Linked DNA regions of Homo sapiens: all the other regions are linked to region 1. A link is an interaction called in ENCODE POLR2A ChIA-PET data of the cell type or tissue named here. Cell type or tissue: OCI-LY7. All regions are shown on one strand. Region 1 overlaps SYNE1 (spectrin repeat containing nuclear envelope protein 1). Region 2 has its middle 150 kb from the start of ESR1. Region 3 overlaps SYNE1 (spectrin repeat containing nuclear envelope protein 1).

Evidence for each region. Peaks named below come from ENCODE experiments on the same cell type or tissue, not always from the same donor. Only the 100,000 strongest peaks of a DNase experiment are listed, where the experiment ranks them.
Region 2: POLR2A ChIA-PET joins it to region 1 with 9 read pairs; 3 of 35 experiments call an interaction of 5 or more read pairs at or near these places.
Region 3: POLR2A ChIA-PET joins it to region 1 with 5 read pairs; 5 of 35 experiments call an interaction of 5 or more read pairs at or near these places.

Annotation. Positions count from the first base shown.
Region 1 is chr6:152,314,224-152,316,723 of GRCh38, reverse strand. The region is part of intron 87 of SYNE1 (spectrin repeat containing nuclear envelope protein 1); the gene reads left to right. Among named protein-coding and RNA genes, the nearest start is that of SYNE1-AS1, 65 kb to the left of the region's middle. In OCI-LY7, no CTCF peak of the experiment used is centred here; a DNase peak (open chromatin) is centred at 1,083.
Region 2 is chr6:151,651,588-151,654,087 of GRCh38, reverse strand. No RefSeq gene overlaps it. Among named protein-coding and RNA genes, the nearest start is that of ESR1, 150 kb to the left of the region's middle. In OCI-LY7, no CTCF peak of the experiment used is centred here; no DNase peak of the experiment used is centred here.
Region 3 is chr6:152,213,758-152,216,257 of GRCh38, reverse strand. SYNE1 (spectrin repeat containing nuclear envelope protein 1) reads left to right here. Exons shown (of 146, transcript NM_182961.4): 122 at 1,198-1,352; 123 at 2,499-2,500. Among named protein-coding and RNA genes, the nearest start is that of SYNE1-AS1, 170 kb to the left of the region's middle. In OCI-LY7, no CTCF peak of the experiment used is centred here; no DNase peak of the experiment used is centred here.

The sequences.
Region 1 (2,500 bases):
AAGGTACCCCTAAGTTGTTCAGTAGTTGGACAGAAAGGAGCTTCTCATGAAATTTCATGAAATTGAATAAATAAATATCCTTGATCTTCCCTAAACCTACCTTACACCAAGACCCAAACCAATCAGCCTTGTAGAACTCATTTTCTGTAGCTTCTTTGAAATAATTATCTGCAGGGATCTGGTGGGAAATTCTTTCCTGTGAAGAGATGCAATGAAGTGTGGAAAGATTCTAGACTCCACACTCAGACTGGTGGGAAAACCAAGCTCCGCCATGCAGGGCTGTGTGATTTGGAGCAGAATGCTTTGCCTCTCTGAATTCTGTCTTCTCATCATTTGTATGAAGACGTAAATAATATTCGTATTTCAGACTTATGAGATCAAGTGGTTTAAGGTACACACGTGCAAACGTCTGCCTGGCACATGCAGGTGCTCAGTGGGAGATCTCCCGCCTCCTCCCTCAGCCCTCACCCAGGCCTGTCATCTGGCCTTCCACAGGAGGTCGGGCAGCCCAGAGCAAGCCATGAGTCCACATCACATGCTGGCTATGTTAGTTCATTTCCTCTGAAGTTACATGAGAAAAATGTTCCTTTTCTGTCAGTCACGTCATCCAGGAAATTATTTCATCCTTTTGTAACTTAAGCTTAAATTAGACACAGATAGTTAATAGGCTAGTTATCATATAATAAAATATAGGGTGACTTTTATAGGAGTTACATGGGTATCGAGTATTCTAGATTTTTGTCTCTTATATTATTTATGTATCCTTGTGGCCTTTAAATGAATCCCTGTTTCCATTCTTGTTTACAGGGTTCTAGATCAAAGCCTCATTTTTCCATTTTTGGAATGCTTTAACAGCTTCTAATTTTTCCCTATATTCACAGTCTTTCTTCTCTGATCAATCTTGCGTATTCTTCCCACAATGTCTTTCTTAAGCAACTCCAATCTTTTGCTTTAAGATATGCTTAGATATGAACAGACAGGACTTAAGTTACCACTGATTTGAAAACAATGAAAAAAAGCCAACATCCTTAGAAGTCTAGAAATGCAAATTTCAGCAAAAAAAGAGAGGAAGAAAGACAAACTTAACTGTCACATTCATACTGTTTCTTTCAAGTTCATATTTAAGGAAGTGAGAGCTCTCAAACATTGCTGGTATCCTGGTAAAATCTCTTTGAAAAATAATTGGCAAAATGTATGGTGATTGTCAAAAATGTTGCTACTCTGGGCCACGTGCGGTGGCTCACACCTGTAATCCCAGCACTTTGGGAGGCCGAGGTGGGTGGATCACAAGGTCAGGAGTTCAAGACCAGCTTGGCCAATATGGTGAAACCCCATCTCTACTAAAAATACAAAAGTTAGCTGGGCATGGTGGTGGGCACCTGTAGTCCCAGCTACTCAGGAATCTGAGGCAGGAGAATCGCTTGAACTCGGGAGGTGGAGGTTGCAGTGAGCCAAGATCATGCCACTGCACTCCAGCCTGGGTGACAGTGAGACTCCATCTCAAAAAAAAAAAAAAAAAAAAAAAAGTTACTACTCTGGCCTGTTGGCTCCTTTTGGACTCCTTTTTATGGCTACAATCCAAAATATAGAAAATATTTTCCACAGTATTAATAACTGTAGTGAAAGTTTAAAGAAAACTTAAATGTGAAATAATTTTTTTCCAAGTAAATATTTGCATATAATAAAATATAATGAAGTCCTTAAGGTTATCATGACTTTTTTTTTCTTTTTTGAGACAGCATTTCGCTCTATCGCCCAGGCTGTAGCTCAGTGGCGTGATCTCAGCTCACTGCAACCTCGTCATCATTGCAGTGAGCCGAGATCACGCCACTGAGCTACAGCCTGGGCAGGTTCAAGTGAATCTTGTCCCTCAGCCTCCTGAATAGCTGGAACTACAGGCACGTGCCATCACACCTGGCTAATTGTTGCATTTTTAGTAGAGATGGGGTTTCGCCATGCTGGCCAGACTGGTCTCAAACTCCTGGCCTCAAGCGATCTACTCGCCTTGGCATCCCCAAATTCTGGGAATACAAGCGTTTGTTTATTTATTCAACAAACATACAGTCCTTTCCCAAACTAGGACTTTGGTTAGGCATTTAGGGTACAAAGGATATTCCCTGTCCCCACCCCAGGGAGTTGATTATTTAGGGGAGGGGACAGATAGAAGGAAACAGTACAATATAGTGTGATTTGTGCAAAGACAGAGGGCCCAGGTGCTGAAGGAGCCCACAGGAGTGTGCTCAACCCAACCGCCCACCAGGGGTTTAAGAGGAAAGTGCAGAAAGGCTTCTCAGGAAAAGGTGATGATGGGCTGAGTCCTGAAAAACATGACAGCCTACTTGTGGAATGTGTTTAGATAAAAATGTATGCTGAAATCCTAGCAGTAAATGTGAGGAGTGTTTTCTGGTGCTGGTACAAGGGATAAGAGATAAGAATAGAGAGATAAGAAAAAGATCCTAAAAGTCTGTTGGGAATTTGGACTTTATCCTGAAGTCACTCT
Region 2 (2,500 bases), 660 kb after region 1:
TCCTAGCACTTTGGGAGGCAGAGGCGGGCAGATCACTTGAGGTCAGGCGTTCGAGACCAGCCTGGCCAACATGGTGACACCCCATCTCTACTAAAAATACAGAAATCAGCCAGGCATGGTGGTGGGCACCTATAATCCCAGCTACATGGGAGGCTGAGATAGGAGAATTGCTTGAACCCAGGAGGTAGAGGTTGCAATGGCACCACTGCACTCCAGCTTGGGTGACAGAGCGAGATTCTGTCTCAAAAAATAATAAAATAATAAAATAAAATAAAAAGCAAAAGCAGAATAAAGTATGTGGTTCTGTTAATAGTATTTTACCGGTGTCAATGTCCATATTTTAATAATGTACTAGAGTTATATAAGATGGTATCATTGTGGGGAGCTGGGTAAAAGTTACATGGCAATTCTGTACTGTTTTTGTAACTTCTTGTGAGTCTAATTTTATTTTAAAATAAAATGTTTAAAAGTATACATGGTAACAGACTTTCTTTGGGGAGGGGAGGTAGTTCTGCTTAGCAGACATACCTCCTTTATGACACCCCTTGATTCCTTCTGGAGAGGAAGAGAATAAAAATTATCCCACTGTGAACAGACAGACTTGAGGGGATTCTAAATCAAGGCGCTTTCGTATTTCCAAGCCAAATGCATCCACAGGGTCTATCACAGACGACTTCAGCAAGAATATTCCTCTCATAGCCAAAGTATAGGGATCGGACTCAAGCTTGTCCAATCAGACCCTCTCTCCAGGGACTTTCTATCTTGATTAGAGATGCAATGAAGGAAAGATGCTCAGAGGCGATTTGTTCCCACCTGGGCAGATAGCTTTTGTTGCCCAAATTCCAGGGTATTTTTAATTGACAAATAAAAATGTATTTATGAATCATGTACAACATGATTTTGGACTACATACACATTGTGAAATGGCTAAATAGAGCTAACTAACATACGCATTATCTCACATACTTATTTTTTTAAGTGAGAACACTTAAAATCTACTCTCTTAGCAACTTTCAAGAATTCAATACAGTCACAATGTTATTAACTACAGTCACCATGTTGTACAATAGATCTCTTGAATTTATTCCTCCTGCCTAACTGAAATTTTGTATGCTTTGACCGATATCTCCTCAACTCCTCCTTCCCCAGCCTCTGGTGACCACCATTCTACTCTCTGTTTGTATAAGCTCAACTTTTTTTAGATTCCACATATAAGTGAGAATTTGCAGTATTTGTCTTTCTGTGCCTGGCTTAATTCACTTAATGTCCTCCAAGTTCATTTTAACCTGGTCTTCCAATTGTTTGTCATTCTATGATTTACCAAGCACCAGTCTGAAATATTCCCTTTTTGTTTGAGTTAGCCAAAGCCAGAAACTAAAAACCATAACTTAATAAATGATGTCTTATCCATCCCCATTCCAAAACAAAGATTTCAGTGAACTTGTCCTAATGTGAACTCCCTTCAAGTTAGGGAACATGGGTGAATAGTTGGAATATTTGTCCCGTCCAAATCTTGTGTTGACATGTCATCCCCAGTGTTGGAGGTGGGGCCTGGTGGGAGGTGTTTGGGTCATGGGGGCGGATCTCTCATGAATGAGTTGGTGTCCTCCTCATGGTAATGATTCAGTTCTCACTCTATTAGTTCATGCAAGAGCTGGTTGCTTAAAGGAGCCTGGCACCTCCTCCCCCACTCTTGCTCCCTCTCATGTGACATGCCTGCTCCCTCTTTGCCTTCTGCCATGAGCAAAAGCTTCCTGAAGCCTCCCCAGAAGCCAAGCAGAAGCTGCTGCCCTGCTTGTATAGGCTGCAGAACTCTGAGCCAAATACACCTCTTTTCTTTATAAACTACCCAGCCTCAGGCATTCCTTCATAGCAATGCAAAACACACAATACAATTGGTCACAGACTCTTATCTCTTAGAGTGAAAGCTCAAATTAAAAAATTTCTCAACTCCGCCAAAATTTAGTAGCAGATTCTTCTTATTTGTTTCTCTTGGGTCTCTATACTGATAACTTTACCAAGAAGTTTTGACTACCAGATCAATTTTGGTAGCCAGACAAGCTTTATGATTATCAGTTTTGCCTCAAGAAAATTCTCTACCAACATTTAAAACTTCTGCTGAAAATTCCCTGGAATTTTACTTAAGCAAATGAAGCATCCTTTTTTTTTTTTTTTTTTTTAACAAATCAGGAAAGTGAATCACAGGTAAGACTATAGACTTTGGAATCAGAAAGACCAGATTTGAAGCCCGTTTTCACGGTGTGCTGGGATTCAGAGCTTGTGCAACTTACCTGATCTCTTTGAGCTTCTCTTTCCTCCTTCGAGGTGATCCAATTAATTCTTGTGGATTATTTGGAGTACAAAATAGGAGTTTCTGTACTGCTCCTGAAACTGTCAGCACAGAGCAGACACTTATCAAACCCTTGACTATGCATCAGACAGAAGAAGGACAAGGAGGAAAAAAAGGAGAAGGAGACAGAGAAAAGAAGGAAGAAGAAGA
Region 3 (2,500 bases), 100 kb after region 1:
TGTCATGGCTATTTTGTTCATTGCTGATGTCTACCCATGGACATTATGCCATTTAACAGTTATATTTTGGTTTCAATATTTGAGATTTATTCTTTCTTCAAAAAACATGAGTCTTTTGCAGAACATGCAAAGAGAAGACACACACATAGCCAAAGGTGGCCTGACATTTTTTCTTTCCTGTAACCAATTTCCTAGATGGAGATAAGGATACCCATGGGAAAATCAGAACCGACAACATTGTCCTGTGTTTGAAGGGAGGGAAGAGATCCAAAAGAATAGATTGCTCTTTTGATTGAGTCTCACCAGCTGTGGGGTGGCGGGTCAGAGACCTAAAACTGGAGCTCTTAAAATGTGTGGTCACTTCATAGCTCAAGTGAAATCTTATTTTCTCTAGCAAGAACCCAAGGAGGTTCGTTTACCCTCTTCCATTTACTAGCTGGCTGGCCTGGAGCAATTTACTTAGTTTCTGTGCCTCCCTTTCCTCCCTTGTAAAGAGAGAATAGCAGCATGACTTATCTTATGTGATCGTTTTGAGGATAAAATGAGTTCTTACTTGTAAAGCTCTTGTCAGTGCTTGATTCATAGTAAGTGCTCAATAAACGTTAGCTATCACTGTTATAACTTTTGTTAGTTGTGAATAATAAAGGAGGAAATTAGCATGAACAAATTAAACGTAAATGGTAAGAAGTAAGGTCTTTTACTTATCAGCATAATTTTCATCCTTAATCAGTTCTGTCAAGAATTGCCTATGAGTAAATAAATCAAGTAAATAATATAATACTTGTAATATAATTACATATGAGTAAATCAAGTAAATAGTATATGTAATATAATACACGTAATAAAAATCAAGTAAATAATATAATACGTGTAAATAAAGTAAATAATATATTTGTATGTATAAACCATACAAGTAAATAATATATCAAGTAAATAACAGAATACACGTTAAGTAGTCCATAAAGGATAATGAGTAGCTTGAGTAGCAATAGCAGCAGCAGCAGCAGTTTAGACTGAAAAGTAGATTTGGCTTTTCGCTATTCGTACCTAGAGATTGTAAGTAAGTGGCCTAGAAATGCAGAGGCCACTAGACCGAAGACCAGCTACTTCCTGAAATCAGAAATTCACTGCGCACTTTGAAAAAGTTTTGACTTTTTTGACCATGGTGCTAAACCTACTTTTAAATCTTCCTTCTAGGGACAGATGTTAAAATTCAGCAGCATGGCTCCAGATTTAGACCGTCTAAATGAGCTTGGATATAGGTTACCCTTGAATGATAAGGAAATCAAAAGAATGCAGAATCTGAACCGCCATTGGTCTCTGATCTCCTCTCAGACTACAGAAAGATTCAGGTAGAGTAAACAAGAGATGTCTTGGTTGCTCCAGTTGTCTTAGTCTGGTTTGTGCCGCTATGTCAAAATACTACAGAATGCATAATTTATAAAGAACAGAAATGTTGAACAGTCTCACAGTTCTGGAGACTGGGAAGTCCGCAGTCAAGGTGCTAGCAGATTCAGTTGTCTGGTGAGGGCTGCTCTCTGCTTTCAAGAGGGCAGGTTTTGCTGCATCCTCAGGAGGGGAGAGTTGCTGTGTCCTCACACAGTGGAAGGCAGAAGGACAACAGTGCTGAACGCTGTGTGAATCTTCTTTTAAAAGACCCTTAATCCCATTGACAAAGGAGGAGTCCTCATGGCCTAATCACCGTGTAAAGGCTCTGCCTCAGAATACTACCAACATTCACCACGAAGTTTCATCACCTGAATTATGGAAGGGATACATTCACACCATAGCACCAATGTATCAATAGAATATAAGCTCATGACTTGTGTATGTTTATAAATTCTGATCTTTCCCATAACACTGACAAAATTTGAACTAAAAGTGGGAAATTCAAATTGTAAAGTCGTTTCTCATGTTTAGTGTACTAAATAGCACTTTAATCAGAAAACTCTTTTAAGTGAGAATATATTAAAAGTATATACATAATTTTTATCATTTTAAAAGAGGTACATTTTAAACTTCTACATTTTTTCAACTTTCTTTCTTCTTTTTTTTTTTTTTTTTGAGACGGAGTTTCATTCTTGTCACCCAGGCTGGAGTGCAAAGGCACAATCTCGGCTCACTGCAATGTTGGGTTCAAGCAATTCTCCTGTCTCAGCATCCCAAGTAGCTGGGATTACAGTCACACACCACCACACCCGGCTAATTTTTGTATTTTTAGTAGAGATGGGGTTTCACCATGTTGACCAGGCTGGTCTACAACTCCTGACCTCAGGTGATCTGTCCACCTCAGTCTCCCAAAGTGTTGGGATTACAGGCGTGAGCCACTGCAACTGGCCTCTTTCTTCTTTTTTAAAATAATTTTACCACCTGACATGAAAGCTTTGTGGTGGTTCAATTAGAATTGAGCACAGAGATTATTTAATCTAGTTTTATATGCTAGAGAAGTAAGAATAAGCAGTGAAATAACCATTGTTCCTTGCCCTTTGTTCTTTCAGCA